2 separate regions of the Homo sapiens genome follow, and region 1 is linked to region 2. Evidence: read pairs that join two places in POLR2A ChIA-PET (ENCODE). Cell type or tissue: PC-9. All regions are shown on one strand. Links, peaks and the distances in the headings refer to the core of each region. The heading gives the core; the rest is flanking DNA.

What was found. ChIA-PET counts read pairs that join two places held together with the same protein. Peaks named below come from ENCODE experiments on the same cell type or tissue, not always from the same donor. Only the 100,000 strongest peaks of a DNase experiment are listed, where the experiment ranks them.
Region 1: POLR2A ChIA-PET joins it to region 2 with 7 read pairs; 3 of 35 experiments call an interaction of 5 or more read pairs at or near these places.

The regions. Positions count from the first base shown.
Region 1 is chr11:38,782,269-38,786,678 of GRCh38, forward strand. No RefSeq gene overlaps it. Among named protein-coding and RNA genes, the nearest start is that of LINC01493, 140 kb to the left of the region's middle. In PC-9, for the core only: no CTCF peak of the experiment used is centred there; no DNase peak of the experiment used is centred there.
Region 2 is chr11:38,335,128-38,339,537 of GRCh38, forward strand. It overlaps LOC105376634 (a long non-coding RNA gene), which reads right to left and starts at 2,168. Exons shown (of 3, transcript XR_931202.2): 1 at 1,710-2,168. In PC-9, for the core only: no CTCF peak of the experiment used is centred there; a DNase peak (open chromatin) is centred at 2,174; H3K4me3 peaks cover 2,083 bases; H3K27ac peaks cover 830 bases.

The DNA.
Region 1 (4,410 bases), core at 277-4,276, 450 kb after region 2:
CAATAATACCACCTGTACACAAAATATGCAAAACTAAATTCACGTTAGTATTGTTTGTTACTAAAAAATATTTGGAATTACTCATATGTCTATCAATAGTACAATAATTGTCTTATCTAGAATTTCTACTCCACATGGTCTATGCACCATTAAAGCAAATTATCTTAATTATTATAAAATGAAAGAAATCTACATGAAGTGTCATGGAAAGATGTGGGAGCATATCATAAATTGCAGCATGTTGCAAATTAGCAAGTTATAGAACAATATGCTCAGTATTATTCCTTCATATAGAAAAATACATACATATGAACACCCATCAGGATGGAAACACAGGTATATGTGTAAGTATTTCTTTCACAATTTGTTTAAGTTAATAAAATAATACTCTCTCTATATATAAAACTGTTTACCAATAAATGTGGTCATCTAGATAAAATGGACAATTTAGTAAGATAATCTATATTTTAAAAAGTGACCTAAAATCAGGTAGAAAAATTGAGTAGGCCAATATTCATTGAATAAATTGAAAATATAATCACAGATTTAAAATCTTTCCAAAATAAAATTCTATCAAACTTCAAAAGACATTGCTTAAAGTATTTCAAAATATAGGAGGAAAAAAAAAGCCTACCAATCTCTATAATAACATAAACATGAGTATTACATCTACAATTAAAATAAGAAGAGACTGAACTCAAATACTAACATACACACAAAAAAACTTCTAAATAAAGTATTACCAATTTGAACCTAGAGTTATTTTTAAATAATGCTTTTTAAATGTATTATTTATCCCATAAATATAAAGGTGGCTTGATAGTAAAATAATTATTAGCAATATTTCACTAATTTAAGAGATTAAAAAAGACAATTTGATATCATCTTGGTAGGTACTATAAATAACAAATTGACAACAATTTTAATAACCACCCTTGATTAAAATAAAAACCTATAAGTCATGTAGCTATATTATAATATATATTTGCCATAAGCTTGTTATTTTTAGGTGTAATTTTCCAGTAGGTAAAAATCATGGTGCTCAGACAAATATAAAATAAATGCCAGTTAGAGATTTGTTTAATTTATTATTTAATGAGGAAAAAAGTAAGATATTGTGGCCAGTTTGGAGGGCATTATGAACTAAGCATGTATAAACAGCGCTAGAAAAAGATTGCTGGATTAGATACAATATTGATTTATGTATGACAGGGTCATAAACATTTAAGGGTTATCTGGTCTACCAGAGGAACATTATTTGCATCTTTACTAGATCAAAAAGTCTACTGGACCAAAAAGTCTTCAAGTTAACATGGAATCTGGGACATTAATAAATAATAAACTGTGAGACAAGCTAAGTACATTCCCCTAGATCATCACTGGGTAACTGTTGCTCCCATTTTGCATTAAAAGGATGTACTGCATGCTTTTATGCCTTAATTTGAAAATTTCAGATGAGTTTTCTGACAATATAGAGTATCTTCATGGGATTCCCAGAAATTACGTTTTCATTGTGTTTCATTGTGGCACACTGAAAACATTTGAGCTGATATCACAACCATTAATCTACCACTATCACTATTTCTCTGCAACTTTAGATTTTAAATTCCATGCTAGTTAGTTAGGTTAATGTTAGTTTTCATCACCTGCATGTATGCAATACCTTGGTACAACATCAAGAACTTTGTTGGGACTAAATACTTTTAATATAATATAACAGACTGTATGCTACATAAAAGAAGAGACTGGATCTCTTTCATCTGTTATTGAATATACAACATGAAGGATAGCTTTTTGCATAAAAAATGTGCTTCATAAATAAGTTGAAGGAAAGCATAAATTAAGGAATGAATTAATTTTTATCACTAATGCATTAAGAACTATTCTAACAGAGAGTAGATAAAATTAGACTGAAGCAGTAGTTTTTAGTTTAGAAAAAAATCTAGTGTTGAACAAGAAAGCAATGTGTAAAGATGAATATGAGAAATAATCTTTCATGAACTCATGTAGCAAGGAATGCAAGTGTCCTGGAAAGGAAGGGTCCAAACCAAGATCCAGGCAGGCTGGTGATAGCCACACTTAAAATTCTTAATTGCGCAAGAGAACAAAATATAAAAAAGCTGTAGCATGTAGTGTGGAATCCCTACTTAGCTTTAAAAATAATCAGGACTTTCTTGACCTCAGGCTTGCAAACTTCACTTAGCAAAACAAAGCCTCTGCAATTAGGCTCATCATTTTTAGATATTTCCTTCATTAAATGCCATCGTTACCTATCATCTGCTATTACTACAGCAGAGATACAAACAGAAAGCGATTTACTCTTCCTCCACTGTCCTCTCAAATGCAAATTGTGTACTATTTCTTCCTTGTGTCTTAAATAAAACTCCTAATTTGGGAAATATCTTTTGAAAAAATGAAAATTCTTCCACAATAGCTTTAGTCCTCAAAATAGTTATAGTCTAGCAATTAAAAATAAATTTCTATTGTGTATTTGTACCACATTTTCTTTATGCATTCATCCGTTGTTGGACACTGAGGCTGATTCCACACCCTGGCTCTTGTGAATAGTGCTACAATAAACATACAAGTGCAGATCTCTTCGACATACTGATTTCCTTTATTTTGGATACATCCCCAGCAGTGGGATTACTGGATCATATGGTAATTCTATTTCTAGTGTTTTGAGGACCCTCCATACTTCTAGGGAGACCCCCTGAAACTATGGCTATAGAATAAAAGATGAAATGCTCCTGATTATTGTAAATACAAAATTGCATGCAGGATTGTGTAAAGACAAGGCCAGGTTGGACTGCCAGAATGAGCCAACAGCGTGTGATGTGCTTCCCCCTGCAGAGAGCCTATGAATGGACATGCAGTCAGGGAGGTTTAACATCACCAAGATTCCTATCCCAGAAAAGCAGATGTTCATAGCTCTGGGAACTTGTGGAGAGCCTATAAACAGACACATGGTGGGGCACCTTTCCATATGGATAAGATAGGGCTATAAATGCCCTCACCTTGCCACGGCTCTTCTAGGCCTCTTTAGGGTTAAGGCATACTCCCTTCTGAGAATTCCTGGTCTAACCGGTTGTCTAGCTTCATGTCCTGTTTCTATGGATTGTTTGTAACCAGCTTTTGCTGCAACTGTTATTGCCAATTAATATCTTGCTAATCATAGGTTATGGAAAAATTGTGTTTCTGTTTTCAGGCTCTGTTAGAAATTACTGACACACACACTATATTGTAAATTCTTATCTCTGTATATGTACTTCTACATCCAAATGTACTGTACTTCTACATACAAATGTTATGTTAAAAAATTACTTCATGCCCATGTGACCATCTCACCTCATAATCAAATGACTCTAATCCCTCACTAACCTACCCCTGCCCTCACTAAACTTAATAATAAATGCTGGTATATCCAGTGCATTGTTGGCACCGTGGGACCAGAAGTTTGTGACCCCCCTGGACCCAGCTTTCACTATCTTGTGTGTGTCTATTATTTCTCAACCTGCCGATCCACCTGGGAACAAAGAGAGAGCCCCGTTGCATTGAGGGCTGCTGGCCAGATCCCGCAGTACATACTGTTCTCCATAGTGGTTGTACTAATTTACATTTCCCCCAACGATGTACAAGGAAGGGTTCCTCTTTCTCCACATCCTTGCTGTCAATTGTTAGTGCCTGTCTTTTGGATAAAAGCCATTTTAACTTGGGTGAGATGATATCTCATTGTAGTTTTGATTTCCATTTATCTGATGATTAGAGATGTTGAACATTTCTTCATATACCTGTTGGCCATTTGTATATCTTCTTTTGATAAATGTCTATTCTGATCTTTTGCCCATTTTTAATTGGATTATTTGATTATTTTCTATTGAGTTGTTAGAGGTCCTTGTATCTTGGTTATTAATCCCTTGTCAGATGAGTAGCTTACAAATATTTATCCCATTTTGTGGGTTGTCTCTTTACTGTTGATTGTTACCTTTGCTGTGCAGAAGCTTTTTAACTTGATGTGATCCCATTTGTCCATTCTTGCTTTGGTTGCCTGTGCTTTTGAGATACTACTCAAGAAAACTTTGCCCAGACCAATGTCCAGTGCTTTTTTCTGGTAGCTTCAATGGACTATCATGTAAGCATTAGAAATCCTGTCATTTGTAATGACATGGATGGAACTGGAGGACATTGTGTTAAGTGAAATAACCCAGTTACAGAAAGACAAATTTCACATATTCTCACTAATATTTGGGAGCTAAAAGAAAATGAACTCATGGGGATATAGAGTAGATTGATGGGTACTAGAAGTCTGGGAAGCATAGCAGTGAGGGAAGGATAATGTAAGAAGGGTTAAAGGAGACAAACACACAGAATGAATAAGATCTGGTATTTGGTAGACCAATAGGGTGGGTT
Region 2 (4,410 bases), core at 185-4,184:
TACATAAACATTTGAAAATCTAAACATAAAAATAAAAAGATAAATGCAAAATTTAATTATGATACTGCATTATTACCAAAGGATAACTGAGTTCTGTGTATCTGATCCCCTGTCAAAAAGAAACAACAGGCAAAAAAAAAAAACACAATAAAAGTATGTTTTGATCACCAAGGTTGAAGCTACTGTGAAAGCAAAAGTCTACACCTTGTATTAGTTTTTCTACTCTTCGTTGTTGAAATACTTAAGGCAATAATAAATGACTTGCATGTTGAACATCAGTAAAAACATGGCAGCTAAGTTTCCGCAACTAATATTTAAAGCAGCACAAATGGCCAAGGCTTTGTGTTTGCACTTCTGTGTAGGTCATCTCTTCTATGAGCATACTCTGCAGAATGGCCAAGATTAAGAGTGAATTATTGTTTTGGCTTTTAATTTTCACTTTTTATTTATTTTACAAGAGTGAATTACACAATTTGACAACTTGTATTTTTATTTTTTTAATTTTTTAATTAATACATAATCATACATATTTATGGGGTACATATGTTATTCTGATAGCTGCATACAATGTGTAATGATCAAACCAGAGTATTTTGATATGTATTGTCTCAAATACCTATCATTTCTTTGTAAGGGAACATTTCAAATCTTTTCTTCTAACTATTATGAAATATACAATATATTGTTAACTATAATCAGTCTACTCTGCTATCGAAAGCTATGACTTATTCTTTCTTTGTAAATATATGTTTGTACCCATTAACTAACCTCTCTTTATCCCCTCTCCAACCTTCCCAGGCACTGGTAACTACAATTCTATTATCTACCTCCATGAGATCAACTTTTTCTGCTCACCCATATGAAAAAAAATATAAAAAATATGTTTATTAGTCAGAGTGTGCTCTCTTTAATCCTGGCTGTCTGAACACCATGCATCTCCACGCATTCTGCACAAATAATTTTAGACACTGGTAAGTCATAATTATACTCTTAGATCTCAAGCTTGTTGAGGATGTCATTGCTTTTGACATGTAAAAAGAGTAATGGCACCAGGGAAGATTATAGAAACATAAAAGTAGATGCTTTGTGTTGCTTCTATCTATTTGTGACAAATCCTGGCTAGTAAATAACATGAAAAAAGATGAATTTCCAAATAGATAATGACAACTTGATCAAAGGAAGAAAAAAAATGAGTCATACACAACAGGTTTAATCAGGTTAATTAGAATCTGGGTTGCATTTTGGACCTGGGAATACTTATCAACAGGCTGTCATTGGAAGGATTATCTTCATTTAGTCTAAGGAGCATGGCAGGTGTGTAGCATTTGGATATAATGTCTCGCACTAGCTCTCTGGGAAGAAGCTCTCTCACAGAGTTGCAATTTAGCAGGCTGCCTCAACATAAACTGAACAATTCCTGGTGCTCTCGCTGTTATAATGTCTGGAAGCATCATTGACTGGTGGAAATGTTCATGGGGTTACAAAGGAAGGAAGAGAGGAGGGGATAGAAAAACAAAGAGAAAACGGGAAAAATAATGGTAAGGAGGACATGTAGAGGAGGAGAATGAGAGAGCAAAGGAGGGGAGTTACAAGAGGAAGGAGAAGTGGCCAAAAGAAGACAAGAAAGATATTGTGGAAGAACTTCAAGCATCCAGAATCACAATAAATTTATAAATACACAGCAAATGACTTTCAAATAAAACACTAACCTCACTTTGGGGAATGCAATCTGGTAAGACAGTTTTCTCTTGATTTATCTTTTATTTAAAATGGTCCCTCGGTTTCTTTTTCTTTCTTCGTCCTCCTCTTCCTTTACTCAGTTCTCCAATCCTCCTCCTTCTTCATCTTAATACATGCACTATTAGAAATGTCAGGCCGGGCGCCGTGGCTCACGCCTGTAATCCCAGCACTTTGGGAGGCCGAGGCGGGCGGGTCACGAGGTCAGGAGATAGAGACCATCCTGGCTAACACGGTGAAACCCCGTGTCCACTAAAAATACAAAAAATTAGCCGGGCGTGGCGGCGGGCGCCTGTAGTCCCAGCTACAGCTACTCGGGAGGCTGAGGCAGGAGAATGGCGTCAACCCGGGAGGCGGAGCTTGCAGTGAGCGGAAATCGCGCCACTGCACTCCAGCCTGGGAGACAGGGAGACTCCGCCTCAAAAAAAAAAAAAAAAAAAAAAAAAAAAAGTCAGTGAATCCAAAACACTTCCTTAAGCTGCAAGAAGTACACATTTTAACTCAGCCATAAACAAATGACAGGGAAATTGAATGACATGATATTACTAATTTCTTTGCAAATATCATACATTCCTTGAAGGATAGAAGCTGGTTCAATGGCTTGTATCTGCCTCACCTGAGGAGGCATTAGTGGTTGTAAGGATAACAAGAGAGGCATGTGACATGTAATTAGAAAAAAGTAACCAAAAAATTTCAGTTGCATAGAGCACAAAGGAAGAAACAAAAAACTGTTTTTGCCTTCATAGGCACTAAAGGTATTTTTTAATTGCTGTGTATTTATGATATAGTTTGTTCATTTCTATTTTTTATTTGGTTAGACATTTAAATGCTCATCCTATTCCACTAATACAAAACACACTCAACATACACACATGCATATATGCAATCCTGCTAGATAAGAGGGGACATGGAGAAAAGTTTTATTTCTTACTTATCTTCTAGTTTTCTATTTACTAGAACATAATAGATTATATGCACATATTAGATTCCAAAAATTAGACGTATAAACCTTAAAAACCTGTATACCTCCAAAATAACTTAGTTTACTATAAAATTAATATTTTGGACTAAAATGTAAAATCTTAGACAATAATATTGTCTGAAAGAGACAATAGATGCCTACTTTTAATTAAAAGTCAATTTTTCAGCAATCTCATTACTGGGTATATACCCAAAGGAATATAAATCGTTCTATTACAAAGCTACTTGCACACATATGTTCACTGCAGCACTATTCACAATAGCAAAGACATGAAATCAACCCAAATGCCCGTCAATGGTAAACTGTATAAAGAAAATGTGGTATATATACACCATGGAATACTATGCAGCCATAAAAAGGAATGAGATCACGTCCCTTGCAGGGACATGGGCGAAGCTGGAAGCCATTATTCTCAGCAAACTAATGCAGGAACAGAAAAGCAGATACCACATGCTTTCACTTAGAAGCTGAAGGATGAGAACACATGGACACAGGGAGGGGAACAACACACACTGGGGCCTGTTGGGGAGGGCAGGGTGGGGAAGAACACTGGGGAAAAGACCTAATGCATGCCGGTCTTAATACCTAGATGATGGGTTGATAGATGCAGCAAACCACCATGGCACATGTTTACTTATGTAACAATCCTGCACATCCTGCACATGTATCCTGGAACATTGAAGAAAAAGTCAATTGCTATAAAATAATACAAATTGTTCTATTACTATTCATCTAGCACTGCAAGTCTTTTGACAAAACTTCAAGCACCTCTCCTTCCTTTCCAGTTCTCTGATTTATGAAGACATTCTCTCTCAATAATTAAAAAATGTTTTAAGTATTATTTTCTGATATTGATAATTTTATTTCAAATATGATACTTAAAATATATTTATTGATTTTAAAAAATTATATTTTTTACTTTACTAACTTTTTATAATTTAGTTCTTCTATTAATACTTTCATATTTATATCTATACCCTCAATCATTCCCATATGCTAATATTACACATTAATATTTTGTTACAAAATTCAGTAATTTTTAAAATTATAGAATGTATTAAGTATTGTGTTATATTTATTAAAGCAAGCATTTACAAGTGAGCTGCATAATACATTCTGAGTATGTCATTTGCTTAAGTCTCCACTTATTTAATATTTTACTTTTGTTATTCTCACATTTTTTTTAGATTTCATCAGCAAATTGTCTCTAAACTCTTCACTACATCTCTAAACAGTTTCATATTGTGATCATAACATTTAATAGATTGCTTCCTATTTATTTCATTGATACCATTCCTCATACAGCTGACAATCCTCCTGCTTCAATCTCAACATTCAGCCAAAGAGATAAGAAAAGGTATGACACAGAAAAAATGGAAACATAATTTTAGAATAAAAGGAATCATCAGAGGATACAAAGCACCTCATTCAAGACAGAAACGAAGTACTCAGTAGAAAAGTTGGAAGTTAGGTAAGTTATCCTAAAAGATAAAGAGAAACACTAAATGAAAAATAGTAAGTAAAAGATGAGCACCTTCCTTAGTTAATGTATTAAACAACTTGCTGGTATACCACGGCAAGCAGGCACCCCAGAAACCAACAGAATGGATTCAAAGAAGCCCTCATTGTAATAAAATATAGCTTGAAATATGTCACGCCTTCAGACATCTGATGATTTTCTTTTTACATAT